Linked DNA regions of Homo sapiens: region 1 is linked to region 2. Evidence: read pairs that join two places in POLR2A ChIA-PET (ENCODE). Cell type or tissue: IMR-90. All regions are shown on one strand. Each heading gives the region's core, and the rest is flanking DNA. Links, peaks and the distances in the headings are about the cores only. Region 1 has its middle 140 kb from the start of LINC02434. Region 2 has its middle 62 kb from the start of LINC01060.

The links. ChIA-PET counts read pairs that join two places held together with the same protein. Peaks named below come from ENCODE experiments on the same cell type or tissue, not always from the same donor. Only the 100,000 strongest peaks of a DNase experiment are listed, where the experiment ranks them.
Region 1: POLR2A ChIA-PET joins it to region 2 with 11 read pairs; 2 of 35 experiments call an interaction of 5 or more read pairs at or near these places.

The regions. Positions count from the first base shown.
Region 1 is chr4:188,288,843-188,305,544 of GRCh38, forward strand. No RefSeq gene overlaps it. Among named protein-coding and RNA genes, the nearest start is that of LINC02434, 140 kb to the left of the region's middle. In IMR-90, for the core only: no CTCF peak of the experiment used is centred there; a DNase peak (open chromatin) is centred at 9,219.
Region 2 is chr4:188,385,134-188,401,835 of GRCh38, forward strand. It overlaps the pseudogene ICE2P1. Among named protein-coding and RNA genes, the nearest start is that of LINC01060, 62 kb to the right of the region's middle. RefSeq lists an enhancer at 14,439-15,190. In IMR-90, for the core only: a CTCF peak has its summit at 6,423 (motif pointing left); no DNase peak of the experiment used is centred there.

The DNA of each region.
Region 1 (16,702 bases), core at 7,328-11,327, 95 kb before region 2:
ATGGAAATGGAAAAAAGAAATAGGGTAACAGAAATACATAGTTCAGGGGCCAAGGTGTAGGTCTATGAATATAAAATCAGTGTTTTCACAGTTTCGTATAATTTAATAAATTTGAAATAGAAACCACATAGGGTGCTACATGAACTTTTAAAATTAAATGTACAGTCTCTGATTTGCAATGGTTTGATTGAGGATTTTTCAACTTTGCAATGGTGCTTAAGTGACAGGCATTGAATAGAAACCATACTGCGACCATTCTGTTTTTCACTTTCAGTAGGGTCATTAGTAAGTTATATGAGATATTCAGCCCTTTATTTACACAAAATAGGCTTTGTGTCAGAGGATTTTGCCCAACTGTAGGCCACTGTAAATGCTCTGACCATATCTAAGGTGGGCTAGGCATGGTTGTGATGTTCTGTATGGTAGGTGTATTCGTGCACTTTCCACTTAGGTTATTTTCAACTTAGGATGGGTTTAATGGGGAGCAGGGGGTGCACACAACTCCATTGTAAGTTGAGGAGAATCTGTGTTCTGTTTTCAAAATCCATATGTTAAAAATGATTGATGTCAAATAGGCTTCCAAAACATACTCTAAAATAGGCAAATCCGCTGAAGTATGGAAAGAGCACGACACAGTTTTACTGCACATTCCCCTGGAAACCTTTGTCTGAAATTTTCCAAATATTCAAAATAAGGTATTATAAGTTCTCTGGAGAGGGATTTATTTTTAGGAAAAGGCTGTCATTGCTTGTGGAGTCCATATTCATAAGTGGTTTTTGTATTTGGTATTAATTCCTCTATACTATAAGACCCAGAAAGACATGTTCTGTAGGGTAAGTATACTAACTCTGATACGGTTTCTTTCAACAGATTGTTCTCAATAATTAAAATGGCAACAATGACAACAGAAAAATCAGATATGAATAGACTCTATGTCTTCTAGTCTTTATCACAATAACCTGATATTTTAATCCTGTTAAGTACTATATTATTCCAGAGTATACAAAGAGAAACAGTGGCGGTGTGTAGGCGGGATAGATTAGGCTGGTATAAACTCTTTTCATATAAATGTATGCATTGACGTGCAGGCATTGTGATGCTTCCTAAGTCAATTCAATTAAAGTCATAAAAACTTCACAAAGCTGACCACACCTGTCAAAAAAATGTCAACGCTCATCAGCCTTCTATTTCTTCTTTTTTTTTTTTTCTAGCCTAATTCAGGCCACTCCCCATTTTAGGAATTTCTAGATTGCAAGACTTAAACTTAATGATTTCACTGAACTTTGCCTATTATAGTACATTTTCCTTCTTTGTGTCAGAAAGGCATATAATTGTGAGAAATGTGATTTAGAATAAGGGAGAGCAGTGATTTTTAATAAAAAATAACATGATCGATTCCACAAAATACAACACCATTTCAGAGAGCTTGAAGGTATAATAAAATTCTAGAGTGAATAATTATATAACGGCTTATGAGCTTTCACAAAGCAAATGGTAATCAGGCTAAGATAAATTAACTAAGATTAAGAAATACCAGATTATTAACTACTTTTTAAAATAGTCTTTTTAGACAGGAAGATTTGGAAAATGCTATCAACATGTCATATATGAATTTCAATAAAAAATGTGACAAAGACATTCTGGGGAGTATTTTGGGCAAGCTAGTGACTTGTAGATTGTATAGTCACCCACGTGAATTTGTAATTGACTGAAGGCCTTCTTTCACAGATGCTGCTGCTGGTTCATGGCTGTCCTGGACAGACGCCTGCAGAGTGTGCTCAGGCCCATGTGTTCAGCCCTGCCGTGCTCACTATTTCATGGACTGGTGATCGAAAAAAGAGATGGAGCCACTCTAATGAGATAAAACAATAGGAACTGTATAGAAACAGAGCTGGGTAGATGGAGTGTAAGAGTGGTACATGTGGCCGGGGAGGTGGCTCACGCCTGTAATCCCAGCACTTTGGGAGGCTGAGGCAGGTGGATCACCTGAGGTCAGGAGTTCAAGACTGGCTTGGTTAACATGGTGAAACCCTGTCTCTACTAAAAATACAAAAATTAGCCAGACATGGCCAGGTGCGGTGGCTCATGCCTGTAATCCCAGCACTTTGGGAGGCCGGGACGGGTGGATCACGAGGTGAGGAGATCAAGACCGTCCTGGCTAACACAGTGAAACCCCGTCTCTACGAAAAATACAAAAAAAAAATTAGCCAGGCGTGGTGGCGGGCGCCTGTAGTGCCAGCTACTCGGGAGGCTGAGGCAAGAGAATGGCTTGAATCTGGGAGGCGGAGCTTGCAGTGAGCCGAGATTGCACCACTGCACTTCAGCCTGGGCGACAGAGGGAGACTCTGTCAAAAAAAAAAAAAAAAAAAAAAAAAAAAAGGAATGGTACATGTGAAAAGGACTTATAGCCCCCCCGCTTTTATTCTTTTGTAATTTTGTAATTTATATTTACAGATTGTCCTTTTCTTTTTTTAAAAAAAACACTTATTTAAGGATAAGCAATCTGTTTGCTTGAACTGGCAGTGTTGTAGAAAGGTTCCAGTAAAGAGCGTTTTCCTCCAGTGGAGCTGACTTTGTGCTCAGTCTTTACACCACGAAAGTAAGGGTCATGTGGTTGTGGTATCTGGGGAAAGAGAAAAATGTCAAATTCAGACATAGCTCCGTAACTTGAACGTAACTTCCTCTTTTAAAAATTATTTTTAATATAACATAGTTTTCTGTAAAATAAAGTAAAAATATTAATAATAGTGGATTTAATGTCGAGCAGGATACATAATTTACACTATCTACAATACTTACCCACTGATAAACTCCACACGATTACAACTGATTCATGAAAATGAATAAATAAACAATTCAGCTCAGTTGAGTTAGAAACATTTCCAAAATTAAATGGAAGGCAAGTGTTATAAGCAAACAAAAAGTGTTACATGAAAGTGAGGATAAATCTTTTGCAGTAAATTATTAATAGATACCCATTTTTTATTTTGAAGATTGAAATACTACCACATTTTAAATATAGTAAGTTCAAGCACAATTTAATGAGGAATAGTCAATAATATTCAATATAACTATAAAACCAGTGATGTATAATAACTGGTACATAAAATTCTAATACAGAGTGTTAATTTTTTTGGTAAAATATAGTTAAACAACAATCATATTAAATCAGATTGGCATTACCTACAGTGCCAATTCTTTCCTGAGTTAGAGGTTAAATAAACATGTGATTGAGAATTTCAAGTTGAATCTAAGGACAAGAAGTTAGTCTCGCCCAGTTGTGTTGACACAATCTGGCCAGATGGGCTGGCTGGAACTGGATTTGACAAAAAGTAGTGGGGACTGCTCCAAACCTCCGTGTATGCAGCAAAAGGTTAAAAATGCGTTTCAAACATTTCTGCTGAATAAAGTTAGAAACGAGCATACTGTGTCTCGAAGTCGACATTTCCATGAAGATGAAGGAGGCATTGAGTGCCTGTCCGCGTGCCTCCATGGCCAGTGCATTGAAAGGAAAGTTACACCTTTGAAGGGAGCTGGTGGACCTTTGGCTGATTATAGAATACAATCATGGCGACTCACAGAGCCACATAAATTAAAATAGGAACTGCCTGGATGGTTGTTTAAAACCTCCAGAAAAATACCTCAAAGGCGAGATGTTAAATGCTTGAATCAGACATCTCTTGTTATAAGTGAAATCTCTGTTCCTGCTACATTTTAGTAACATTATTGCAGGAATTTGGTTAAGTGTGGATGCAAAGGACAGTTGTATCGTTAAACAGGGCTAACTACAGTTGCAATATTTTAGACAAAGGATCACGTAGAATCAGAACCTGGATTTTTACATACTGTGGCCTTATCTGCAGTCCATCTTCGTGTTTGCTTGCTTAGCTTTCACAGAAGTAAACTACATTTCTAATAAGGGCTCATAAATTTGATCATAAATGTATTTTCTTTAAGAACTTCGAGACTTTCATTGGCAATTGATTATTTATTTTTCGCTGATCTTATGGCCACACTTATTTAGGTGACATTCTTTAACCTGATTTGTGAATTTAAACTTGGCAATTAAAAAGCGGAAAACAAAACACAACTTTGCATTAGATTGGGTGTAGTGAAGTCTGTGGGTTAGCCCATATGTAACTTTACCTTTCACACTGAATTTATGTTTCTATTTCTGAATAATTCAGTAAATCTATATAAATTATGTAAATGACCAATACCTGAAACACAAGCTAAACCTACACAATAGATAGTCACACACACATATATACATCTGAAATGTAATGAATAATTCAAAATTTGAATTGTAAAAAGCATTACAGAATAAATTTCAATGACAAGAGATTTGATCGACACAGCAAAATAGGTCACCACAGTCAAAAGTTTGCCCCCATTTAATGCTGGTGCCTGAGCCGTCCTAACTGGTCCGTGAAAACTTCGACAGAAGACCATGCTTCTTTTTATTTGCTTTGAGCAGTGCGTATATACCTGTCTTGTACTTTTTACGGACAGTTTCAGTTAGAACCACTTTGATACAAGAATACTACTGAACATTTACATTTTTAGCAGAGGTGCTTTCTTTTCTTCAACCAGCAACAGGCATAGCTGCTGCAATGGTTCTCTCTCCAAGGTAGCTGGAGCTGGCGCTTCCAGGAGGGTGGGGATCAAAGCTGCGAAGAGAAACCTAAAGAACTGGTCTCAGGCTCTTGCCCATGTGAAGCATAAAAGTAGAGAGAGGAGGCCGGGTACGGTGGCTCACACCTGTAATCCTAGCACTTTGGGAGGCCAAGGTGGGCAGATCTCCTGAGGTCAGGAGTTCTACAGCAGCCCGGTCAACATGGTGAAGCCCTGTCTCTACTAAAAATACAAAAAAATTAGCCAGGCATGGTGGTGGGTTCCTGTAATCCCAGCTACTCTGGAGGCTGAGACAGGAGAATTGCTTGAACCTGGGAGGCAGAGGTTGCAGTGAGCCGAGATCATGCCACTGCACTCCAGCCTGGGTGACAGAGTGAGACTCCATCTCAAAAAAAGAAAAAAAGAAAAAAATTTTAATCAGATGCCATGTACACGGAGAACAGAAGCTTGGAGCAAAGATTTAGAAGGGGCTAATTTATGTCTATTCAGGGTAGGCACAGAAGTTTTTTGGTAAGGTGCATTACTTCTGGCAGAGCTGTATATTGTAAAGTAGACAGAGGATGATGTGCTGTGTGAAGAATAAGGTTTCCCAGTGGTCATGGTAGAAAATAATATAACAAGTAAATGAATGTTATCTTCAGGTTGAAGGAAATTTTTCATATGGCTTTTTTTTTTTTTGAGAGAGAGAGAAGGGAGCCTTGTTATCTTTCCCATGCTTCAGCCTCCTGAGTAATTGGGATTACAGTCACCAGCCACCGTGCCCGGCTGAATGACTTTTTAAAAGCTTTCCATTTAGATCACCATATTATTTATACAGTGTTGGGATGTTCAAGTAAATTATCTCTTTGCCTTTTCTTTTTTTTTTTTCCAATGAGATAAACTTAACAATGCAGAGCAGGATTTCTTTAGTCTTGGTGGCTTACCCTAAATCATATTGCAAATGAGGTGCATTTAGTTTGTCTTCAGCATAGCATGTTTACCACCTGAGAATGATAATGAAGCAGCAAATAGTTACTATCTACTGAGGGTGCAATACACTGACTATGCCATGTGTTGAGTTCATTCATTCCTCCTGACCCATGGAGGGGTAGAACATTTCAGTAACTTAGACTGTAGGATTCGAGGTCTTTAACATTAAAGTCATTGCTCCAAACTCCTATATTAATAATTGCAAATTGCTTATTCACACAATGATTTACAATTATTAATATTCTTTGTTCCTTTGCTTTTCCCGCAAATACTTATCAAGCATCTTTTCTATGGCAGGCACTGTTTTTTAGGGCACAAACATTGCCCAAAGTCTTTCCCCTTGTTTTGTGTATGTTCTAAGGGGGAAACAGACAATACAATATGTATAATGAAGAAGCAAACAATAATAAGACACAAGGTCAAATACTGTTGGTAGTAGCGCAGCTGTGAGGCAGATATACAGTATAGCGGATATATAATATAGCAGTTTGCTATATTAAATAGGATTATTTAGGAAGGTGACATTTGAGCAAAGGCTTGAAAGCCACAGACACTCTTCATGATGCTAGAACAAGATTGAAAACAACCCCTTCCTTCCTGTCAACTTACCTATCCCCAGGCTGCTATGGGTATTGGAGGACATGCTACCATTGCCATACTCCTGGGACGCAGTGACAGGATAATAGATGTTGAAGTGGTGGCTCTTTACCCAAACAGAGCATTTACATTTAGAGATCTGGGGCTAGATATGTCAGGCAATATTCCCTATGGTCTGTCTGACTGTGCGGTCCTGCTGTTATTGGGGTAGGCTAGTTCCTTGGTGTTCATGTTGCATTTGCCTCTCTTCCGAATGCAGTATCAGTGCCTTATTCCTCTTTATATACCCATGTCACCACTTCCACAAGCCCAGTATTTATGCCAATGCATTGCAGAAAAGTACTAAGTAAATTTTTAGATATTGCAAAAATGTTTTTTATTTTCAAGATACATCTTTTTACAAACATAATACTTTTAGTGAAAATTACTCACGAATGGCAACAAGAAGAATCAAATTGTACTGGCAAACATAAAATGCTTTAGTTTAATCAGACATTTGCTAGTGTTGTCTTGTTTTCTGGTGCCAAGAAGAAACCCTTAACATGCAAGAGAAAGTGAAAAAGTCTAGGGGCTGAGACCATGTGAACAAACGTCTTTCTGTCCTCTTTATGGTGAATTAAACTTTGCTCCTCTGACAGGCCAAATACAACTAATTCCATATTGGGCTGCTTTTTCCTATGGTAAAGCATGAAAAATCTATCCATGAATCTATGTATAGTTATAAGTTAATTCAGGCACATTGTTGCCTTAGAATGATGAAATACATGCTTACGGAAAGCAATCTATTGGTTGAGACTAGGAAAATGCTGGCTGGAGCCCATGCTGTCTGTTGGAAACGGAGCTGTGGAAATTGCCAGCTCTAAATGAGATAGGAAATTTGTTGATTGGTTTGTTGGATTTCTTTTTCTCCATTATTTTCCAAAAGAAGAAGCAGGCATGAATTCTGGCAATTTTCTATTTTTCCCTTGCTTCCCAGATTTAGCTCACTGATTGCATAATTTTCTTACTGCTCATTTTTCAGGAAAGTCCATAGGCATTAGCCACTGCCTTTTGATGCCAGTATGCATCAGAAGGCAGTGGCTAACAGGGAGTGTGTGTCATTTCCCCGGGGGCCAATCAGCTCAACTCAGTCACATGGTAAGTCAGTTGAAAGGAGGCAGTGGGAATCATAGATATGGGTGATATTTTTTTTTCCTTCCCATGGTGCTCAGAGGGCACAAAGGAATTCTAAACAACCATCTTATTAGTTATAAAAAATTTTTCACCTCTGCAGACCTTCACACTACACTTCAATGACACTATTAATTTCTCTTAATTGAACAGGTGCAAACCTTTATCCTGTTTTATATTAATAAACAGGTTTGAAACCTCTTTGTTTCAAATATACCATTTAAAAATTAGTGCTAATGTTTAGTTATGATGGTCTCTGCTGTAACACATTCATGCATCAAGCAATTAGTCATTTCCTAGTGTGCACACTGTATTGTTTTAACCTCCAAAGAAGAATCCAGATTTGCTCCCAAATCTAGAAACATGGTCAGATGCACCACTTGATGATGAATACAAAATCTTGACAATTCAATTTTGGTAAACAGTAAAGAATGTGTATATGCCACACCTATGGAACATATCAAGTAAGCTGACATCAAGGAGCACACAGCTAATATCCGAGCACTTAACAATAAACACTTTCTAGTGACATTTCTAGGAAATCATACAAAGTAGGAGCATGGGTCAAAATGATTAGAAGGCAGCCAGGAAAGTCTTCACACTGGCATCATAAATTTTATTCTTTATATACATTTCTTTTTCTAGTTGCTAAAATTAGGAAAGCTGGTAGAAGAAGAATGGGAAAATTGAAGGTAAATAAGTGATAGAGTGTTTATTTACAACTGTGCCTAAGTTCAAAAAAAAAAAAAAGAGAGAGAGAATTGGTTACCTGTGAAACTGTTACCTACTCATCTGGGACAGCTGCCCTCTGGTTTCCTTCAGAACTCTACAGAAAAGACTGACTTAGACAAATGCTTGTTTGGAAAAGATTTTTCTTTCACCTGGCAGCTTCTTTGCATTGCTACTGCATTAATCTTTTTCCATGCCTGTTTTGTTCTCATTTTTTGTTTGTTTGTTTTTGAGACAGAATCTTGCTCTGTCACCCAGATTGCAGTGCAGTGGCGCGGTCTCAGCTCACTGCAACCTCTGCCTCCCGGATTCAAGTGATTCTCCTGCCTCAGCCTCCCGAGTAGCTGGGATTACAGGTGCCCGCCACCATGACCAGCTAATTTTTGTGTTTTTAGTAGAGACGGGGTTTCACCCTGTTGGCCAAGCTGGTCTTGAACTCCTGACCTCAGGTTATCCACCCACCCCAGCCTCCCAAAATGCTGGGATTGCAGGCATGAGCTACTCAGCCCGGCCTCATGTGGATTCTTTGGACTCCAGATTCTCCTCCTTCAATCCAGTTTTATATATGCAACCACCACACATAGCTTTCTCAGGCAGAGTTATAATCACATTCCTATTTTGCTTGGAAAACTTTGCACAAATTTGAAACTAGTACATGCACAAGGTTTATAAAGATGTAAAAACAAATATATAGTTAGAGTATAATTAAAGGAAGAATTTATCAAATAGCAACTAAGATTAGGTGATGTGACCATATGAGTACTTTTAAAATGTCGTTTGAGTTTTCATATTTATCAAATTCTCTAACAAATTGGTATTAATTTAGTAATTTAGTAATCAGATACAAAATGTTATAAATATATTTATAACATAATACTTTTTTTTCTGGCTCTTTCTCTTATTTTGTACACTAAGTGCAGTAAGATGTACCCGAGGGTTTCTTTCAAGTCTTGGGTCTTTAAAAGATCAAGCGACGCTTGGGAGAGGACAGGGAAAATAAAATATGGACTGAGTAGTGTAGATGCTCAGCCTAGCATTCATGAGGTTTTTAAAGTTTCTGCATGATTCATTCCAGCTCATGAGCTAAACTGCTACATGACACATTAGAACTGAAGGACTCACTGGTGCTGACGAGTCTGCCTGGAGTGTCCTTAGACATCGAAGCGGTGTCATGGTGATAGGAGAGGCTGGTCAGGGAACCCAGACTCTTGGCCATTTCTTCTTAAGAACCATTGCTAACAAGAAGCTTTGATCAGCTGCAGGGAAGCAACTCATTCCTGGGGAAAGGGCATGAAAAGAACCAGGAACCATTTGAGAGCACAACTTAACAGACTGACACTTAAGAAAAGGGTTGGAATCTTTTTTTTTTTTTTTCTTTGAGACAGAGTCTCACTCTGTCACCGAGCCTGGAGTGCAGTGGGGCGATCTCGGCTCACTGCAAGCTCCGCCTCCAGGTTTCAAGCCATTCTCCTGCCTCAGCCTCCCGAGTAGCTGGGACTACAGGCTCCTGCTACCACGCCCGGCTAATTTTTTGTATTTTTAGTAGAGATGGGGTTTCCCCATGTTGGTTAGGCTGGTCTCCAGCTCCTGACTTTGGGTGATCTGCCTGCCTTGGCCTCCCAAAGTGCTGGGATTACAGGTGTGAGCCACCGTGCCCGGCCCGGCTGCTGCCACTTTGCACCCTTATCTCTTTCACACTTCCATTGAGAAGCGTGGCTATGAGCCTGTGATTGGACCTTCTCTGAGAATCCAGCGAGTGGGCACTGGAGAGGAGGAGGTGGGGGACTGGACACCCCACTGCAACACTTCCCCAGCTCCTGAAGTGGGTTGCTGTGTCCATTTGGAGAGTTAGAGAGAGATCTTTCCCAATAGCCCTTCTCTACCATCTAATGCCTTTCTGTGAAGAGATGGGAATCTATTTTAAAAACTTGGTCCGTTTCTTCCTCTTCAGATCTTCTGAGTTGACGTTCCCACTTTGTGAGTTTACTGAAAGCAAAAAACAAAAAACAAAACCCAAACAAAAACCTATCACAATCAGCTTTTACTCAAAGGTAGTTTGGGGAGTAGTTAGTCAAAGGATGGAGAGTTGGACAAAAATCGTCCTATGTCCCAGGCACTTAGGGGGAGACTGCAGGTCTTTCTCTAGGCAGTCACACATCACAGCTTTCTGGGCAATCTGGGTCTGGCTTCTTACTTCTGCAGTGCAGATATAGCAGAGGGTCCTGTGCTATGTGTTGTGATCACTACATACTGTGATCCCAGTATCCCCAAATGGGATTACTCGACTGCTAGGCAAATAGCACTGGGTCCTTTAATGATGGGGTGTTGACACACGTAGTGTGATGAATCCCTCATTGCTAACCTTCCAAGAGGAGGTATTGCAGTCCCCTGCTGGCTGGATTTCAAGTGTTGGAAAAGCCTAGGATTGACTGCGGCAATTGCAGCGCTGGGTAGAGTTCAGTGGGTGGAAGCCGGGAAGATACCACATCGTTAAAGGCATATTCATCATCTTAAGAGCAGGCAGCCCCGGGGAAGAGTGTATTTCAGTTTTTGATAGTTTGTCAAGGCACAGTACAGTTCCTTTGTTTGATAATCAGTTCATTTTCCTAATTCAAAAGGCCAATACCAGGACGAAAGACATCTGAGATGGAAAGTAGAACTTGGTTTCAGCGTGTATGTGTGTTAAGTGCATGAGAAAACCTGTAAGCTACATGTCACTCGGAGTCTTCTTTTAACCTTAACATTCACTCTGTTTCATATTGTCTGTAAAGTTCAATGCCCTCTTCAATAATTCTGCAAATCTGTGGATAAGAGTGTGTGTGTGTGTGTGTGTGTGTGTGTGTGTGTGTGTGTGTGTGTGGAGGGGATCCATATGATTAATTTCTGGGCCCTCATTCTGGTCTCTGTTACGTTCTTTGCTGTTATTCCTTTATCTCTACTCTAGCATTTATGTGTATGTTTAACTCACTCCATTCCTTGATTTTTCCACCAAAAACAAAACCAAACCAAATAACCAGAGTCCTTTGTTTAATATAACTATGCCTTTTTTTTGATCTCGTGAGATAGAGGAGGATTTTTATCACTGGGATGTGAACGACTGTTCTAAGGAGGGAAGCTGTCCAGTCCTTCAGAGTGCCCTGTTGTCCTCTGCCGCTCCCATTTTTCTCCTGTGTGTGCCCTGTTCCCTCTGCTTCCTCAGATTCTCCTCCTCAGTTACTATCAATTTGTAGAACAGCAGGCTCAATTATTTTATTCGCTTCCTGCTACCGTATTTGCAGAGTATCACCTTTCACCCCAAACAGCTTATTAAGATAATTTCCACAAAGGATAGCAGGATTCCCAGTGCCAGCTTTTAAGATAATTACTCAACAATCCTGACACCTGATTTTTTTACAGGCTTGACGACATTGTAATGAAGTCCATTCTACTTAGAATTTCAGTAACAAAATCTTCTGGAACTGCCTTCCCCGATTACAGTTCCTGTTTATCCCCCAAACACCCAATTTGCCCCCATCCCTCCTCCTTCTTCCCTGCTTAGTGGTAGAGCATGCCCACACCTCCCTTCCTCTTTGGAACGGATGAGACACGGCCAGCCCTGGTTTTCCTTCAATCAGCAGTGTGGAAGCAGATCATCCTAGCTCTTAAAGGCTCTCTCCCTGGCCAGCAGACATATCTCAAACTGACTGAACGCTCTTCTTCCAGAATGTGCTAAGGACTGTCTGACATTCTTCCTTAAGGCTGAACCATTATTCATTTTTGAGAGTCCTGGAATTTGGAAGATAAACTCCCTCCTACTCTAGCTTTTGGGACTCCTTTCTATTTGGCCACTCAGTAGTATAACTGTACAAAAGAAATAAACAGCTAAAGTTGAGTGGCTTTTTCTGAGTCACTTCACAGGTTCAATAAAGATGCATCATTCCATGTCTTCCTCCATTTGGGCTGCTGTAACAAAATATCATAGATGGATGGCTTATAAACAACAGACATTTATTTATCACAATTCCAAAGGCTAGAAGTCCCACATCAAGGCACTGGCAGACTTCATGTCTGGTGAGGGCCCATTTCCTGGTTCATAGACAGTGTCTTCTTGCTGTGTCCTCACATGGCAGAAGAATTGAGGGGATCTCTGGGGTCTCCTTTAGAAGGGCACTAATCCCATTGAGGGGCCCCACCCTTGTGACCTCATGTAACCCAAATTACCTCCCAAAGGCCTCACCTCTATCAAAATGGGGGTTAGATTTTTTTTTTTTTTTTGAGACGAAGTCTCACTGTCTCCTAGTCTGGAGTGCAGTAATGCAATCTCAGCTCACTATAACCTCCACCTCCTGGGTTCAAGCAATTCTCGTGTCTCAGCCCCCTGAGTAGCTGGGATTACAGGCACGTGCCACCACACTTGGCTGATTTTTGTATGTGTGTGTATTTTTAGTAGAGATGGGGATTCACCATGTTGCCCAGGCTGGTCTCAAACTCCTGACCTCATGATCTGCCCACCTCAGCCTCCCAAAGTGCTGGGATTACAGGCATGAGCCACCGCGCCCAGGCGGGGGTTAGATTTTAACACAGTCAGTCTACAGCATGCGGTTTTCTTTTCTTTTTTGTGGGGGGACAGAGTCTCGCTCTGTTGCCCAGGCTGGAGTGCAGTGGCACGATCTCGGCTCATTGCAACCTCCGCCTCCCGGGTTCACACCATTCTCCTGCCTCATCCTCCCAAGTATCTGGCTCTACAGGCGCCCGCCACCACGCCCGGCTAATTTTTTTGCATTTTTAGTAGAGATGGGGTTTCACCGTGTTAGCCAGGATGATCTCAATCTCCTGACCTCATGATCCGCCTGCCTCAGCCTCCCAAAGTGCTGGGATTATAGGCGTGAGCCACCGTGCCCAGCCCATGCCTTTTTCTTATTCATTGTGAAGACTGAAAACAGACGAATAACTTGCTTTATGTCAGTATCTTTATTTCCCTGTCAGTGTATTCAATGACACAGAAAATACTTGATTCCATAAATGCTCCCACAGAAAAACACTTCATGCAAACCTTCCTCTCCATGTCTTCTGTCCATTGGAGAACCCAAACTAAAGAATGTCTCACACGTAGTTCTGCACATTCCTTCCCATTAGCCTAGTTGTTTCAGATGAAAATTTAGAAGACAGTGTAGGAGGCGGGAGAAGCCAAGAAGGAAGGAATCTGCATTTGAAGAAGGGTCATATGCATAATCACGAATAGCTATTTGGATTTGATAAAGAACTGCTATTGTGTTTGGATATACAGAAAATAAATGTTTGGAAATATAGAATATACACACCCAAACATATATACACACACATGTTGGACACATATTGGACTTTGTTACAACAGCTACCTATACCTTTACTGATACAGATCTCACTACTTGCCAGGCACCTGGTTCTAGGCCCATTAAGAACTGTCTCAGTGACCTCAGTGGGGCCCCTCATCAATGGCTGCCATCTAGGTTGAGCACTCTCGGCTGAGTTCCCAGTTTCTGTCATTCACGGTCCTTCCTCTTCAGGGATGCAGCCACCTTGCAGAATGCTATAGGGGCGTCAGGCACTGGCCTTGACATCGAAGCCTCTGTCTTCTTGCTCTCCATCTCTTTGAGTTGGACCACTCTCTTCTGCTTAGGAAGTACCAGGCTCTCTGCTCCCTCTTTTTCCCAAACCAAACCAAACCAATGTGTTTTTACTGCCGATGGATAGGCCTGCCACTTAGAACAGAAACATACCTTAGCTTCAGATCCTGTTGTCATATGAGTTTGTAGGTTCTAATTGAATATAAAAATTCAAATTTCTTTTACATAAAGTATCTCTCTCTCTCTTTTTTTTTTTTTTGATGGAGTCTAGCCCTGTCGCCAAGGCTGGAGTGCAGTGGTGTGATCTCGGCTCACTGCAATCTCTGCCTCGTGGGTTCAAGCGATTCTCCTGCCTCAGCCTCCTGAGTAGCTGGGACTACAGGTGCGACCCTTTACACCTGGCTAATTTTTGTATTTTTAGTAGAGACGGGGTTTCACCATGTTGCCCAGGCTGGTCTCAAACTCCTGACCTCAGGTGATCCAACCACCTTGGCCTTCCAAAGTGCTGGGATTACAGGTGTGAGCCACCGCACTGGGCCTATCTCATGTTTTTTTGTTTTCAGCTAATTATTATTACTTTAGAATCACTGTGTGAGCTAGATGAGAGACATCTTCATATTTTAAGCAATTGCAGTTTCTGGCTTAGCGCCTCCATTCATTCAGCAAACAGCTTTTTAGCCCTGGTTTGTGCCAGGTGCTGCTCCAAGTGCTAAGGATATGGCATGGCACAAGGTGCATGTGACCCCCAGTCTTGCAGCGTTGATGTTTAGCATTATAATACAATAATTGGCTGAACTTGAGGTTTTAAGAGATGAGGGTGATGTTAAGAGATTTATCTTTTCACTGTTTCCAGTTCCTATTGTAGCAGTAGGAACAAGAAAAGTATGAATATCTCAACAGTTAATCCTGTTATATGTAGCTATAAGGACATTGCTACAATTAATAGATAGCTTAGAAATAGCAGGAGAAAGGACGGGCATGGTGGCTCCCGCCTGTAATCCCCCAGCACTTTGGGAGGCTGAGGCCGGAGGATCACGAGGTCAGGAGATCAAGACCATCCTGGATAACACATTGAAACCCTGTCTCTAATAAAAATACAAAAAATAGCCGGGCATGGTGGCGGGCACCTGTAGGCCCAGCTACTCGGGAGGCTGAGGCAGGAGAATGGCGTGAACCTGGGAGGTGAAGCTTGCAGTGAGCCGAGATCGTGCCACTGCACTCCAACCTGGGAGATGGAGCGAGACTCCATCTCAAAAAGAAAAAAAAAACCACCACCACAACAAAAAACAACAAAAAACAAAACAAACAAAATACAAAAATTAGCCGGGTGTGGTGGCGGACACCTGTAGTCCCAGATACTTGGGAGGCTGAGGCAGGAGAATAGCTTGAACCTGGGAGGCAGAGGTTGCAGTGAGCTGAGATCGCACCACTGCACTCCAGCCTGGTGACAGAGCAACACTCTATCTCAAAAAAAAAAAGAAAAGAAAGAAAAGAAATAGCTGGAGAAAGCAGAACTGATGTGAGAAACAATAGATTCTAGAAACTAAATCTAAATTTGCAATAATTGCTGCAATTTATTGAGCAAGTACATATTAGATGGCTAAGTTTATATACACTCTCATCATAACAGCAGCTCTAAAAAACTGGAATTATTATGCTCATTTTACACATGATAAAACTAAGGTGTAGAAAGGTTAAGTGGCTTGCCCAAGGGTACATAGCTAATAGAAGGACATTTAAAATCAAGGTTTTTTTTTTCTTTTTCTTTTTAAATTTTATTTTAGATTCAGGAGTGCATGAGCAGATTTGTTACAAGGGTATATTGTGTGATGTTGAGGTTTGGGCTGCTATTGATCAAGTCACCCAAATAGTAAACATAGTTCCTGATAGAAAGTGCTGTAGCCTTTGTTCTCTTCCCTTCCTCTCTCTCCTCTTTTGGTGTTGCCAGTGTCTACCGTTTCCATCTTTTTCATCTTTTTTTTTTTTTTTGAGACAGAGTCTTACTCTGTCACTCAGGCTAGAGTGCAGTGGCGCGATCTCGGCTCACTGCAACCTCTGCCTCCCGGGTTCAGGCAATTCCCTGCCTCAGCCTCCTGAGTAGCTGGGACTACAGGCACCTGTCACCACGCCTGGCTAATTTTTGTATTTTTAGTAAAGACGGGGTTTCACTATGTTAGCCAGGCTGGTCTTGAACTCCTGACCTCGTGATCCACCCGTGTTGGCCTCCCAAAATGCTGGGATTACAGGCATGAGCCACCGTGCCTGGCCTACTGTTTCCATCTTTATGGATGTGTATACCCAAGGTTTAGCCCCACCTATAAGTAAGAACGTAAGATATTTGGTAAAATTCAAGTTCTACATGCATGTTCTTTTCTAAACATTGCTACCCTGAAGAATAAACTGAGAACTTTTATCAGAATTGAGTCTAAGCTGACACACAACATATCACTAGAGAGGTCCTCTCACGTTTCCATGATACCATTTTCCTACCATCATGGTGGGCCTGATGGACATTGACTTATAAGCCAGAGAGTCCTTCCAGTTTGGATTGCACATTATTTTTCTAGCTCAGAGACCGGCAAATTACGGCTGCAGGCCAAATCCAACCCTCTGCTTATTTGTATATTGCCTCTGAACTAAGAACATTTTTAAATGGTTGAAAAAAATTTCAAAAGAGTAAGTTTTTTTTTTTTTGAGATGGAGTCTCGATCTGTTGCCCAGGCTGGAGTGCAGTGGCGCGATCTCGGCTCACCGCAATCTCCGCCTCTCAGGTTCAAGAGATTTCCGGCTAATTTTTGTATTTTTAGTAGAGACAAGGTTTCACCATGTTGGCCAGGCTGGTCTTTAACTCCTGACTTCAAGTGATCCACCCGCGTTGGTCTCACAATGTACTATTATTACAGGCATGAGCCACTGCGCCCGGCCCAAGTTAGGTAATTTTTGATTCGGCTTTATAGGCAGGAAAATGAGACTCAGAGAATTATAATGCCCTGCTCAAAGACACACAAAGTAGTAAG
Region 2 (16,702 bases), core at 6,068-10,067:
GATTTCTTCAGCTAGTTTGTTATTGGTATATAGACTTGCTATTAATTCTTATATGTTGATTTTATATTCTGCAACTTTACCAAATTCACTGATCAGTTCCAAGAATTCTGTGGTGAAGTCTTTAGGTTTTTCTCTATATAAGATTATGTCATCTGCAAAGAGGGACAATTTGATTTTCTCTTTTCCAATTTTGCTGTATTGTATTGCTTTCTCTTGCTTAACTGCCCTGGCTAGGAATTCCAGTACAGTGTTGAATAAGAGTAGTGAAAATGGGCGTTCTTGTCTGGTTCCAGCTCCTAGAGGAAAAGTTTTTCCCCATTCAGTATGCTGTCAGCTGTGGGTTTGTTACATACGGCCTTTATTATTTTGAGGTACACTCCTTCCATGCCTAATTTATTGAGAATTTTTTGTCATGAAGGGATGTTGAGTTTTATCAGGTGCTTTTTCTGTATCTATTGAGATGATCCTATGGCTTTTGCCCTTAATTCCGTTGATGTGATGTATCACATTTATTGATTTGGGTATACCAAAACATCCTTGCGTTTTTAGGACTAATCCCATTTGAACATGGGTGTATAATTTTTTTGATGTGCTGTTAGATTCAGTTTGCTGGTATTTTGTTCAGGATTTTTGCATTTAGGTGCATCAGGGATACTGATCTGTAGTTTTGTCGCTATTGCTTTTGTGTCCTGGTCTGGTTTGGGTAGCAGAGTAATGCTGGTCTGCTAGAAGAAGTTTGGAAATGATCCCTTCTCTTCCATTTTTTTGAAGAGCTTGTGTCAAATTGGTATTAGTTCTTTAAATCTTTGGGAGAATTCAGCAGTGGAGCCACCAGGTCCTGGGCTTTTCTTTGATGGGAGACTTTTTATGATGGCTTCAATCATATTGCCCATTATTGGTTTGTTGAGGTTTTCTTTTTCTTCATGGTTTCATGTTGGTAGGTTGTATGTGTGCAGGGATTTATTCATTTCTTCTAGTTTTTCCTATTTGCTGGTGGATAGTTGTTCATAATAGTCTCTAATGATTGTTTGTATTTCTGTGGTCTCAGTTGTTAGTCTTCTTTTTTGTTTCTGATTTTATTTATTTGGGTCTTCTCTCTCTTCTCTTAGTTTAGCTAACAGTTTATCAATTTTTGTTTGTCTTTTCAAAAAGGCAAGTTTTCATTTCATCGATCTTTTGTAATTTTTTTTTAGTCTCTACTATGTTTAGTTCTGCTCTGATCTTTATTTATTTATTTTCTAGTTTAAAATTTTGGGTTTAGTTTGTTCTTCCTTTACTAGTTCATTGATGTGCATTGTTAGATTGTTTATTTGAAATCTTTCTACTTTTTTAAAGCAGGCATTTATTTCTATAAATTTATTCCTGGGGATCAACTTACCTCTTTCTGTGTGGTGAGGAGTGTCTCTTGGGATGAGCCGATCCCAGCCAGGCTCTTCACTTTCCTCTTTATGCTGCCATCTCCAGTCTCTGTGCATCAGAAGGTCTTTATCACTTTCTTGCTGAATTCCAGTGTTTTCTCCTATACACTCTATTTGATGTGTTGTTTTCTAATTGTTTTGGTCCTTTGTGGAGTAGGAGAGCACTGGGCATCTCTTATCAGCCTTCTTGATGACATCTGGATAGGACAATATTGATCAATGATATATCTAGAAGCAATTTTGAATAAATAATATAGTGTTATAGGTTATAATTAAATATGTAAACCAAAAATAAATAAAGGAAAGGAAGAAAAACCTCCCTTTTTTTCAGAGGCAGGGAGTTTTTATTTTTGGCTTCTGTAATGGTATTTCACCAAGTTTTAAAGGTATTAACTTTATTAACCCGCAACATTCATCATTTTAAAGGCGTATATAGAAACTATCAAAATGGGTCAGAAACAAGGTTTGCGATACTCATAATTATCTTCAACAGTGGCAATATTTAACCTTTTGAGTCAATCTCAACAGATTGGCAATATAACATAATATATATTGATAAGTGTCATTCTTGATAAAAAATCAAATTATTTTTCTATTTACAATTTTTAGAAAAGGTTTAATGTAAAAATATTTTTCTTCTTTATATATTTCCCTGCCATGATAATGTTAAAACATATCAAGATGCTCCTCAAAGTTTAGGAGTGAACAGCATAACATTCCATTTTAGTTGAAGCATTCTTTCACATAGCCAACATATTTTTTCAAGACACTCTAAGAACTCGTGAGGATACTACAGGAAAAATGTTCCTCTTGCCTACTGAGCTTTTAGTCATATTTTCCCTCAAACTTTTCTAAATTAAACATTGTTATAACTGGGTTTGTTTTTTTTTTTGAAATTTAATTTTCCACGGTGCAGTCCTCAAGTTATTCTTTTATTCGGAGCCACTCCTTCAGTTTCAACTTGCTGAGCAGGCAAGCAACTGCTTTTGGTTTCTATGGAAACTGGATTCCTGTGGCTGCCTGTAGGTATTCTCGTTCCACCAACCTTTTGTTGTGTTGTGGTATCCAGTGATTTAGGTGGAAAAGTACAAGTTATTCTTCCATGATGGATATGATATGGTCATAACAGGCTAGGATCTAATCGGACCCAGAGAACTGAGAGACTGGAAGGTACATCAGGAAGGCTGCAATGTGTTTTATACAAATTGTATGCTGTCCTAGTAACTTTTCCATCAGAGGTCTTATGGATTGGGAGTGAAGAATCTTCTGCTGCCTGAGATAACAAGTAGGAACCCTCCTGCCAGCTACTTAATTTCTTTAGAATGTGTTGGAGAATGTTAAATACATTGGAAATCTTGAGTGCTGAAAGCTTTTCTTTTAATGCTTCTGAGGTAATTTCTTCCAGTAGAAAAAGCTTTGAAGTAAATGCATCGATATGGCCAATGTAAAATATCTGTTGGAATGCAATCAACTTCCAGTCCACAAGCGACAACGTTCACTTTCAGTCAGAGCTTCAACTCCATAACCAGCTTGATTCTCTACTTCTGGTAGTACATAAACTGGAAATTGTTTTCCGATTTTCTTCTGTTTCTTAGAACGTGGTCTTGTCTCCATCCTCCGGACACTGCAGCACATGAGTAACAACAGGTCTTGCAGGCTAAATAACTTATGAATAAAGTTTCCTTCCTGAGGAGCTAGGTATTCCGACGTATCTTCAACATAGTCCTGAAGTTCATATGGCAATCGTCCTTTTGGCTTCTGAAATGCAGAAGGCCATCCAATTTCGGCCAACTAGAGGCATCTGAAGGGACAGACCGTTGCTCAGAAACAGAGGGCTGTTTAGAATTTTCTAAATTCATTAAGGGCAATTTGGGTACTTTTCTGGAAATTGGCTTTAAGAGCTCATCCTGCATTTTAAAAATTTCTCCAACAGGATCAAATTTTTTATATACTCATTTGATAGGTTTTTTTAAAAAAAAATACATGACTTGCCAGGCGTGGTGGCTCACGCTTGTAATCCCAACACTTCGGGAGGCTGAGGAAGGTGGATCACCTGACGTCAGGAGTTCGAGACCAGCCTGACCAATGTGGAGAAAGCCCATCTCTACTAAAAATACAAAAAAAAAAAAAAAAATGGCTGGGTGTGGTGGCGCATGCCTGTAATCCCAGCTACTTGAGAGGCTGAGGCAGGAGAATTGCTTGAACCTGGGAGGCAGAGGTTGCAGTGAGCTGAGATCGTGCCACTGCACTCCAGCCTGGGGCAACAAGAAAGAAACTCCGCCTCAAAAAAAATTAAATAAATAAAAAGTAAAAAAATAAAAACACATGACTCTTCTGGACTACAAGCAGTATTAGTCTGGTTTTCTGCAGAAGCCTGTCCTGAGGAAGAATTTGGGCTAGCTGGTCAAGAATTTAAGTTGGAACCCATGACAGCTGTCTTTCCGTCACTATTATTTTTACACTCTGTATCAATAATTAAACACTCCTTATCTGTATCACTGCTGCAGAGAACTGTATCTTCAGTTTTAGCTGCTTCTGATGTCACAGTCTTTTCCTTTGAGTTGTCTAGGTTTTCCAGAACATTGGGTCTTTCAGCATCAACATGTACCATATCTATAGTCATATCATATTTATTAGCAGTTTCAATTTCCTGAGAATTTTCTAACTGTAAGGCATCAGATGTTTTCAAGTCACTATCTTGCCTCGAAGACTTGTCAGTATTTGATACCTTTTTGCCACATGATTCAAATCCCTGGTCATCTTTATTTTTGCACTCTTTAGGGCCACCATCCATACCAGTGACCAGTTGTTTCTCCTTTTGCGACTGTTCAATGAGAATCTGAGATAAACTTCTAGAATTAGCAGAAATGTCTGGTGCACTTGGTGCCACAGGTGTAGTTCCTGCTTTGGGGGCTGTAGGAGCATCTGTCACGTTAGTTACTGTGGAAGTACTTGCTGGACTTCTTGGCTTTGATGCTTTGGTGGTGGTTACTCCAAAAGTTTCAAGTTTTGTAACATCACCATCAAAATCCAGATACAAGTTTTCAAGAGTCTCAGTGTTTTGGCACTCACTACTTCACAGGGCATGTCCATTTCAGATATAAACTCTTCAAGGATAAACCTCTTTTCTATGCCTGGTGGGAGAGTCAAAGATCCCTGTTCTTAAGGATGTAAATATATACACAGATAATATAGTTATTGAATAACTTGGGTTTGAGGGAAGTAAAAATAGTTGTTTTCTAGCATAAAAGTAATTCCTTTTTCAAAGCTTCAAATTAATTTTGGATCAGTGGGAGGATCATTTTTAAACTTAATAAATGAGTGAAAGTCCAGTTAAAACAGAAGAATAAGAACAGTTCATTTTAAGTAGACTCTCACAAGCTTGGTCAAATCAAATGCTCTAGGACCTTCTCGTATATTTTAGGATACTTTACTTGTATTTGGGAGATGATTCCCCAGGAGTATTTCATATATTCACATGTGGTGTAAACAGAGACTCTGGCAGCTTTTCTTTCAAATGATCTTTTCAAGGATATTGCCATTGTGAACAGCTTTGGAAGTTAAGGTAGCTTTTCCCTCTGTGGTAGAGGGCAGGTTTTCTTGGTGTTTAGGAAAATTAAAATAATGACTACTTTTAGGACAAAGTTTGAGCAAACTTACTTGAGGTCTGATATGGTTTGGCTGTGACCTCACCCAAATCTCATCTTGAATTGTAGCTCCCACAATTCCCATGTGTTGTGGGAGATACCTGGTGGGAGTTAATTGAATCATGGGGGTAGGCCTTTCCCATGCTATTCTCGTGATAGTGAATAGGTCTCATGAGATCTAGCGGTTTCACAAAGGGGAGTTTCCCTGCACAAGTTCTCTTTTCTTGTCTGCCGCCATGTGAGATGTGCCTTTTACTTCCAGCCATGATTGTGAGGCCTCCCCAGCCATGTGGAACTGTAAGTCCATTAAAACTCTTTCTTTTGTATATGCCCAGTCTCAGGTGTGTCTTTATCAGCAGCATGAAAACAGACTAATACAAGGTCCATTATAAATGACTGGAGTTTCCTAAGCTCCAGCTTCCATAGCTATGAAGAAAATCCACTCAGTATACAACTTTTCCCTTTTTTAGCCTAGGAGTCTTGTGTCTTTTGCCAACATCCATGAAACAATGATAATGTAACTCATTAGATTGCAAGTAGAGTAAACCTCAGACCCTTTACAATTAAGTGTTTCTCCACAGTTTACATGAAATTGAAAAATGAAGGCACCAAGAATTTGTTTTTTTCTCCTTACACACACATCTGGGCTTTTACAATTGTAGGGACCAGCCCCACAGGGTCGGAGGGTTTTTCTCCCCGTGTGCGGAGATGAGACATTGTAGAAATAAAGACACAAGACAAAGAGATAAAAGAAAAGACAGCTGGGCCTGGGGGACCACTACCACCAAGATGCGGAGACCGGTAGTGGCCCTGAATGCCTGGCTGCGCTGTTATTTATTGGATACAAGGCAAAAGGGGCAGGGTAAGGAGTGTGAGTCATCTCTAATGATTGACAAGGTCACATGAGTCATGTGTCCACTGGACAGGGGGCCCTTCCCTGTTTGGCAGCCGAGGTGGAGAGACAGAGAGAGAGAGAGGACACAGCCTACGCCATTATTTCTTCATATCAGAGGTTTTTAGTACTTTCACTAATTTTGCTACGGCTATCTAGAAGGCAGAGCCAGGTGTACAGGATGGAACATAAAAGTGGACTAGGAGTGTGACCACTAAAGCACAGCATCACAGGGAGATGGTTAGGCCTCCAGATAACTGTGGGCAGGCCTGACTGATGTCAGGCCCTCCACTAGAGGTGGAGGAGTAGAGTCTTCTCTAAACTCCACCAGGGAAAGGGAGACTCCCTTTCCCAGTCTGCTAAGTAGTGGGTGTTTTTCCTTGGCACTGACGCTACCGCTAGACCACAGTCCACTTGGCAACGGGCGTCTTCCCAGACGCTGGCGTTATCACTAGACCAAGGAGCCCTCTGGTGGCCCTGTCTGGGCGTGACAGAAGGCTCGCATTCTTGTCTTCTGGTCACTTCTCACTATGTCCTGTCTCTGTATGGCCTAGTTTTTCCTAGGTTATGATCATAGAGCAAGGATTATTATAATATTGGAATAAAGAGTAATTGCTACAAACTAATGATTAATGATATTCATATATAATCATATCTATGATCTATATCTAGTATAACTATTCTTATTTTATATATTTTATTATACTGGAACAGCTTGTTGCCTTGGTCTCTTGCCTCGGCACCTGGGTGGCTTGCCGCCCACATGCAATAGCTTTCTAGCTATTTCTTCTGTAGCATATAAGAGTTCAGCAAACATTTACTGGGTCCCAATCTTGTAACAGATACTCTTATAGATCCTAGAAATCCCAAGATAAATAAAACATGATTCTTGACCCAAAATGCTTCCAATGAATAGAAGAAACAATGCATAAAGACGCATGACACAGAAACAGTATTTTTCCTTCCTTCTTTCCTTCCTTCCTTCCTTCCTTTCTTTTTCTTTCTTAGATTGGGTCTCACTCCGTCACCCAGGATAAAGTGCAGTGGCACAGTCTTGGCTCGCTGCAACCTCCGACTCCTGAGTTCAAGTGATTCTCCTGCCTTAGCCTCCTGAGTAGCTGGGATTACAGCCGTGCACCACCACGCCCGGCCAATTTTTTTGTATTTTTAGTAGAGACGGGTTTTGCCATGTTGGCCAGGGTGGTCTCCAACTCCTGACCTCAGGTTATCTGCCTGCCTTGGCCTCCCAAAATGCTGGGATTACAGGCGTGAGCCACTGTGCCTGGCATAAACAGTATTTTTCATAGCATGGGATATAAGTGACGACAGCAACAGCAACTTTTTTTTTTTTTGAGATGGAGTCTTGCTTGTTACCCAGGCTGGAGAGCAGTGGTGTGATCTCGGCTCACTGCAACCTCCACCTCCCAGGTTCTAGCGATTCTGGTTCCTCAGCTTCCCCAGTAACTGGGTTTACAGGCGCCCGCCACCATGTGCCAGCTAATTTTTGTATTTTCAGTAGAGATGGGGTTTCACCATATTGCCCAGGCTGGTCTCAAACTCCTGACCTCATGATCCACCTGCCTTGGCCTCCCAAAGTGCTGGGATTACAGGTGTGAGCCACCGCACCCAGCCAATGACAGCAACATTCAAGGGGTGCTCTGAGAGCACACTGAGGTGCACTTAGCCTGTCGTGAAAGTTCAAGAGATGGTTCTTGAAGTTGATGGTCACTGAATGCGGTTTTGCAGGAGATTGAATTTGAAAAGCTACCTTACCTTCCGAGGCTGTTCCCAGTGCAAATATCCTTGAAAAGATCATTCAAAAACATGTGAAAAGAGTGTTTCTGACGGAAGGACATATACAGAAACATAAAATAGCATGATGTGAATCAAGGAACTAAACACCAACTGCTGTTACTAGTTTGTGGAGTTCCTTGTGTGGAGCAGTAGGAAGTTGAAGCTGGAGTTTGCTATGCATGCTGCGTTAAGGAACTCAGATTTTAGCCTTTATGCCAGTTGCCTCCAGACTTTTTTTTTTTTTTAGATGGAGCCTCGCTCTGTTGCCCAGGCTGGAGTCCAGTGGTACAATCTCGGCTCACTGGAACATCCGCCTCCCAGGTTCAAGCAATTCTCTGCCTCTGCCTCCAGAGTAGCTAGGACTACAGGCGCCTGCCACCATGCCCAGCTAATTTTTGTATTTTTAGTGGAAACGGGGTTTCACCCTCTTAGCCAGGCTGTTCTTGAACTCCTGACCTCGTGATCCACCCACCTCGGCCTCCCAAAGTGCTGGGATTACAGGCATGAGTAGCTGGCCTTAGGCTTTTCTGATTATACATTTATTTAGTAAAACTTTCTCAAGCAGTCACCTCTAATATATCTATATGTATTTATAAATTTCTCTACACGTTGTATGGTCTCCCCATATATTAAATGTTAGTATTTTATTTTATTTTATAAAACGAAATAAAAATAGATAAAGTTGGCCAGGCGAGGTGGCTCACGACTGTAATCCCAGCACTTCTGGAGGCCGAGGCGGGTGGATCACGAGGTCAGGAGATGGAGACCATCCTGGCGAACACGGTGAAACCCCGTCTCCACTGAAAATACAAACAAAAAAAAAGAAAAAAGGAAAAAAAAATTAGCCGGGCGTGGTGGCGGGCGCCTGTGGTCCCAGCTACTCGGGAGGCTGAGGCAGGAGAATGGCGTGAACCCAGGAGGCAGAGCCGCAGTGAGCCGAGATTGTGCCCCTGCACTACAGCTTGGGCGAAAGAGCAAGACTCCGTCTCAAAAAAAAAAAAAATAGATAAAGTTTCTCATATTTTCTTCTACACCTCAACTGATTGTCTTTCTCACTCTCCTTGAGGGCCACATTTAGTCTGCTTGCAGGTGCTAACACGGGGAATGATGATTTGGTCAGATTCATGTTTTCAATCACTCCTCACAGTGGAAGATAAGAGTTGAGGGATGCAGGATTCAAGGAGGGAAGTGTAGGAACCAAGATATTATGATGGATCAAGCAAGAGAAAGTCAGGATCTGACTGAGAGAGCAGGCATGGAGTGAAAAGGAGGGCTAAATTTGAGAAATACCTAGGTAGTAGAATTGGTACGATCCGCCCATTGAGTAGGGGTGGGGAGTGGCTCTGAGAGGCCGGAGTGAGGCCTGAGTGAAGGGATGGGAGAAGCAAATCCATTGAGTAGGGATGGGGAGTGGCTCTGAGAGGCCGGAGTGAGGCCTGAGTGAAGGGATGGGAGAAGCAAATCCATTGAGTAGGGGTGGGGAGTGGCTCTGAGAGGCCGGAGTGAGGCCTGAGTGAAGGGATGGGAGAAGCAAATCCATTGAGTAGGGGTGGGGAGTGGCTCTGAGAGGCCGGAGTGAGGCCGGACTGAAGGGATGGGAGAAGCAAATCCATTGAGTAGGGGTGGGGAGTGGCTCTGAGAGGCCAGAGTGAGGCCTGAGTGAAGGGATGGGAGAAGCAAATCCATTGAGTAGGGGTGGGGAGTGGCTCTGAGAGGCCGGAGTGAGGCCGGACTGAAGGGATGGGAGAAGCAAATCCATTGAGTAGGGGTGGGGAGTGGCTCTGAGAGGCCGGAGTGAGGCCTGAGTGAAGGGATGGGAGAAGCAAGTCCATTGAGTAGGGGTGGGGAGTGGCTCTGAGAGGCCGGAGTGAGGCCGGACTGAAGGGATGGGAGAAGCAAATCCATTGAGTAGGGGTGGGGAGTGGCTCTGAGAGGCCGGAGTGAGGCCTGAGTGAAGGGATGGGAGAAGCAAATCCATTGAGTAGGGGTGGGGAGTGGCTCTGAGAGGCCAGAGTGAGGCCGGACTGAAGGGATGGGAGAAGCAAATCCATTGAGTAGGGGTGGGGAGTGGCTCTGAGAGGCCGGAGTGAGGCCGGACTGAAGGGATGGGAGAAGCAAATCCATTGAGTAGGGGTGGGGAGTGGCTCTGAGAGGCCGGAGCGAGGCCTGAGTGAAGGGATGGGAGAAGCAAATCCATTGAGTAGGGGTGGGGAGTGGCTCTGAGAGGCCGGAGCGAGGCCTGAGTGAAGGGATGGGAGAAGCAAATCCATTGAGTAGGGGTGGGGAGTGGCTCTGAGAGGCCGGAGTGAGGCCTGAGTGAAGGGATGGGAGAAGCAAATCCATTGAGTAGGGGTGGGGAGTGGCTCTGAGAGGCCGGAGTGAGGCCTGAGTGAAGGGATGGGAGAAGCAAATCCATTGAGTAGGGGTGGGGAGTGGCTCTGAGAGGCCGGAAGGGATGGGAGAAGCAAATGGCGCACATTGTGTTTCGGTGACTGAGAGAATAGTGGTTATGTTTAATGAGACAGAAGATTCAGTGGATAAGCAGATTTTAGTGGTGGGTTCAATTAAGAAATTGACCTCATCTTTATACAGATTCACTTCCTTTTAATTTTCTCTCAACACACTCATCCAAAATTTGGTTGTGTTGTTTTTCTGCTGAACAACCTGTATTATTCTCCTTTCTTTTCCAAATCTCCACATTTTGGCCCAACCCGTGTTCCATGGTGAATTCAGACAGTAAAAGAAGCAACTGTTTTTCAAGTGCCTTCTTTGTTATTTATAACACAATGCTTTTTATTCCAATTTTGTAGTTGACTTCTTTTCTCTAATAGATTATTGTTTAGTCATTGCAGATCCTGTTATTCTTCCCAGCAAACAACCTCAAAGTTTCACTGGCTTACAATAAATAAAATTTATTTCTTGCTTGTGTAATTTAATTTTATTTCATGTACTTTTATCCCAATGTACATTTCAATTTGGGACCCAGACCAAAATAGCCATTCAAGTGCGAGGGGTTTATTTTGTAGATGATCCGAAAAGAATAGGAAGTGAGATAGGGAAGAAAATAATGACAAAAAAGGCTTTATTTTCAAGGGCGTTATCACTGTGGACAACTGGAGCTTAATCCTACTGCGGAAACCGAGAAGCCAGGGTAAAATGTGTACCTGAGTAATCCCACCCGTGGGCCAAGGTAATTGTAATATTTACACACCAATTTCCATCAGCCATTGGTCGTGGCTGTACCTATGAGTGATCACTTTCCAGCATTTCAGGCCTAGAAAAAGTAGCCAAGGAGGTTTCAGAGTCAGAGAAAGCCCTCGTGCAGAAAATGTACATGCTAGCATTTACAAATCAGTCAGGTATGCATCGATGTGGTTAGAGTAAAAGGACATAGAGAGGAATCCACTAAATCCATCCAGGAATAAACAAATAAAATAGGAAAAAAAAACCCACTGTTGACATAAGTTAATACTTTTATTTTACCACTATTTCTTTCTTTAGCCCTTTTATTCAGTTACGGCTACTTGTGTACATTAGGTAGGTAGTGTGCAAATTTTACAGTATGCATTAACTCAAATTCTATATTTGTAGTAACTAAAACACGCCTTATTTTTCATCTCTATGCTATTCCCTCCCCTTTCCCCAGTTTCTCTGTGTATGAAGCTCGACTGACTTGTCAAAAGCTCCCTAAAGTGATGTTTTTACAATAAAGTCTCTCCTAAACTTCAGTTAGGATCAATCACTCTCTACTGGCTGCTCCTGTAGAATTTTATCTGTAGTTTTGTTTTGTCATCTTATCACTTTATAATATTATTTACAATCTGTCTGTTAATGTATTGTGCACAGGGCTGGGCGCAGTGGCTCACACCTGTAATCCCAGCACTTTGGGAGGCTGAGGTGGGTGGATCACGAGGTCAGGAGTTCAAGACCATCCTGGTTAACACGATGAAACCCCGTCTCTACTAAAAATACAAAAAATTACCCGGCGTGGTAGCGGGTGCCTGTAGTCCCAGCTACTCGAGAGGTTGAGGCAGGAGAAAAGCTCACCAGGAGGTTGCAGTAAGCCGAGATCGCGCCACTGCACTCCAGCCTGGGTGACAGAGCGAGATTTTGTCTTAAAAAAAAATATATATATATATATATACACACACACACACACACACACACACATATATATATAGAACACCTTTAAGATGATTTGTGTCTTACTTCTTTTTACTTATCCCATGATTGTCACAATAAAGGTTTGCTCACATCATAAGCAAATACCTAAATAGACATGCCTGATTTTCTTACAATTATGGAAGTGAATCTTACTTTGAAAAAAAATCATAAATGCCCCACATTTTTCAATGTGCTTTTGGACATTTCTTAATAACTATGTTTTTATAATATTATATATGTTAAGGCACTTACAATTTTAATGTGTAGTTATATGTAAAATCACATTGTATCGAGTAAGCATTATCAAATAATTCTTTATGATGAAATTAATTTATGAGTTTCTAATAAATACTACAGTATTGTTGGCCAGAAAGCACTAATGAAAATAAATTAAAGGTATTGTTTGTTACTTTAAAGGCTAGGAATTTCTAATATAAAGAAATGTAAGGAATAGTTCATAATTTAAGAACACAGCCACTTCAAATTGTAAAAAAGAATTATCTATTGTTAAAGCGAACTAAATATGGCCTGGGAAGGACTCTATACTTCTATACTTGAGTCCTTGTAGAGGAACCATAACCTAACTTAATAGGACAACAAGATTGAAAACCTAATTTAGGAGTATGTACGTGGAACAATCGCCAGTCCAGCAGCCATACTTCAGCCACTCACACACTGCTGCGTGTTCAAACTGTGTTCGAGTAAGGCAAACTTGTAACCAGTCCAGTTGTTTGTGTAACTCACTTCCGATTTCTGTACATCTTTTTCCTTTTTTTGTCTACAAATTTTCTTCCACGATGTGGCTGTGCTGGAGTCTCTCTGAATCTGCTGCGATTCTGGGAGCTGATTCACGCATCATTCATTGCTCAAGTAAACTCCTTTAAATTTAATTCAGCTGGCCGGGTGCGGTGGCTCACGCCTGTAATCCCAGCACTTTGGGAGTCTGAGGAGGGCAGATCACCTGAGGTCAGGAGTTCGAGACCAGCCTGACCAACATGGTGAAACTCCATCTCTACTAAAAATACAAAAATTAGCCAGGCGTGGTGGTGCGTGCCTGTAATCCCAGCTACTTGGGAGGCTGAGGCAGGAGAATCGCTTGAATCCGGGAGGTGGAGGTTGCAGTGAGCAGATATCGTGCCACTACACTCCAGCCTGGGCAACAAAAGCAAAACCCGTCTCAAAAAACCCAAAAGTTTAATTCTACTGAAGTTTTTCTGTTAACACTGTGTTATTATTTTATCTTTTGATGAAAGGCAAATGATATAAACAAGAACTTGGAATATTTGTGAATAATGTATAAATAAATAGTTTCTGTTTATTCTCTGTATTCTGTTAAAAGTTTTTGCTCTGCTCAATATATCTGGCCATAAAATTCTTTTAAATCCTGTATAATTTTAAAAGCAAATTTGATGCATGTGCAACTTATTTTATTTTATTTTTTTTGAGGCTGTTTGTTACAATGGAAATTGCCTTAACAAGTCTCATGTGGCACATGTGGTGCCCAGAGCATTCTGAAAGTTATGGTTTTGAAAGCAGTCGTTGTGGCGACATTGTCCTAATTAAAGTTCTCGGGCAGTTTTGCCGACATTCAAAACCATCTTCCATTTTTATCCTTTTGTGGTAATATTTATCATTTATAAAAAGGAATTCCAACACCTCTTTTCTATGTATAATCTCCCAACGTTCCTGGTCAAAGCAGTTTGCTCCCAAATTACCAGAAGTGGTCTCGTTGCGGCAGCAGAGCTCCCCTGGTGCACTTCTACTCACGGGTTTGTTGAACGTGTAGCTTTACCCACCTTGAGGCAGAACTGCATGTGCCCGTGTTGGCGCTGACGCATGATGTGTGGTGCACGGATGGAGCAAAGGTGAATATCTCCCCACAGCAGACCTCCGAGGTTCATAAATTATTTATCACATACTTCAGTGTGCTGCCACAGTGATCAGGGCCAGTTTCCAATATGGAGACAAGAGCTCTTTAATCACGCTCTTCCCTGCAAAAGAAAAAGATTGGCATTTAACAGAGAGCTGTAAGACAGGATAGGGATGTGACTGCAGGGAAACCTCCACTTGGAATAGGAGTCGCTGGTCAGTTCTAGACCCAATGGCATGGACTTATGTAGTAATAGTAGTAAGAGTTCCTGAAGATAGTTTCAATCTATTGCCAGCATTCTGTAGGTCTTTATAACAAGCAGGAAATGGATACACATGTCTCTGTTCCATAATTAGAAAAGTATCACCATTTTCCTGGGACAAAAATATGTAAGTTTAAACATTTTTAGTGCCAGGTCAGTAGTCACGATTTACCAACAGCATTTTTTATTTTAAAAATACAGTTAGTGACTACACCATTGGCTAACAAACTGAGACTTAAAGCATTCTCTAGATGCAAATGCTACAAATAAATCAAATTATTAGGCATATTCACTAATACTTACAAACTTAACTTCATATATAAAGCAAGGTAGATCACCAGTGTGGCCATGCAAACAGGGTTTGAGGACTTCAATATTTAAAGCAAGTTAGTCCAACCCACAGCCCAAGGGCCACATGCAGCCCAGGATGGCTTTGAATGAGGCCCAACACAAATTAGCAAATTACTAAACTTACTTAAAATGATGGGATTTTATTTTTTGCCATTTTTTGGTTTGTGTGTTTGGTTTTTAGCTCATCAGCTTTGTTAGTGTTAGTGTATTTTATGTGTGGCCCAAGACAATACTTCCAATGTGGCCCAGGGAAGCCAAAAGATTGGACACTCCTGATTTAAAGGGAAAAGGGAGGGCAGATGAAGAAAGAGGATAAAAAAAAGAGAGAGAAGGTAGACAAAACAGGAAAGTGGTTAGTCTTTGGAGGCTTTGATTAGCACTTACTGAATCTACATTTTACATGTGAAAGGAGTGGGTAGCGAAACAGTGAATTATGCATAGTGCTCAGTGCGTCTGCATTTTTGCATAAGATAAAGTAAACATAGAGGAGGTGCTCAAATATGCATTCCTCTCAGGTGAGCCAAGGGATGCCCTCTAGGCCTGTCTTTGTCAAGGTACCGGTGAAGATAAGCTGTTAGTTTACATTGTCAAGGTGAAATAGAACAGCGTTCTGTTTTAGGGTAAAGCTCTTGGGGCCCACGAGGAATTTCCTTGTGAGCAATTTGTGAAGGAGGCCACCGGGGGAGACATGTGGCCTTCTGTCTTTGCAGCTATCTACTTAGGAACAAAATGGAAGGCAGTTTTTGCATGATGCAGTTACTGAGCTTCACTTTTCCCTTTGGCATAGTGAGTTTGGGGTCCTGAGATTTTTATATTCCTTTCACAGCCTCACTATACTTGAATTAAAATACAATCTACATGTTAAAACTGACCACATCATTCTTTCCTGTGTGTCTTCAAAGGATTTAAGGCCCATCCAGATAATCCAAGATGATCTCATTTCAAAGCCTTAATTATATCTTTGATGACTCTTTTTCCAAATAAGGTCTCAATTAGAGGTTCCTGGAATAAGACACGGACTCATCTCCCTGGGGGCCACCATTCAGCCTGATCCGGAAGGAAGGCCATGATTTCAGCTCTCTGGGATTTGAGACAAAGAGGCCCCTTTTCTTTCATTTTATCTTTTCATGTCTCTTCTTGCCATGTACCCACATGATTGAGTGTGGGCTGAGGGTGAATCCAAGAAGGGCTTTGTTTTGTGGTCAGTACAGGCTTTGGTCCACAGAGACAACAATACTTTCAATACTCTTTTGTTCTGCCCCAGAGGAGCTCAACACAGAATTGCCTAGAACAAGAAACTGGGTAAGTGTGCTTGGAACATACGCTTGTCTTCTCTTCTTTGGACTCTTGATTGCAACACTCATCTCTGCCTGGATATTCACATGGACTTATACTCTCTGTCTTTTCTTCTGTGTGTCTTCTCTTCTGTATGTCACTGAATGTTGGGCCCACCTGGATAACCCAAGATGATCTCATCTTGAGGTACTTAATTATATCTGCAAATAACATTTTCCTAAATAAGGTCACAGGCATAGTTTTGGGGGACTGGGACATGGATATATCTTTTTGGAGACCATGATTTAACTCACTATAGGCTAAATTCTCAGCCCTAAAAGGGGTCCTACACAAAGTGAGGGCACTCAATGGAAAGAAGGGCTCTGAGATGTGAGATAGGAACATGTGAACAGAACCTTCAACCCACAGATTCCCCTGGACTATCAGGTCCAGGAGAAGAGACTCCTTCCTCTCTCAGGTTGAGACTCCCACGGCCTGGAGATTAGGCAAAGCCTCTGTTCGATCTTTGCATGAAATTAAGTAGTCTTAGTGGTCTATTGCAGGGGTCTCTATCTGTGATTGACCTTTACTTATTTCTTGCTTAATGTACTATCATTCTCTTTTTTTCTTGAATAAGGTAGTTTACATATTAAATTCTTCGCTAAAGATACAGCTCTTAAATTAAAAAATACTACTACTACTACCATTTTGCTTTAGTCAGTAAGTTCTGCCTTAATTTTCTGTCTATTTTATATATTTTGTCTATATTTTGTTGATATATTAAAGTTTTTTCTTGTTTTTATTAATATGATGATTTAAGGCTCTAGAATTTCTTCTGAGTGCAGATCTACCTGGGTCATACAGATGTTGTCATATGTGGTCAGTTCTTTTACAAATATTCTTCAACGTTTTTCTCTTTGGCCCTTAATGATATAAGAAAACTTCCAAAAACTGTATGTTTTTTAGTGTTTTGGAGTTTTATTGTTTATTTAATTTCACTGCATCTTAATCAAATAATTAAAAATGCTT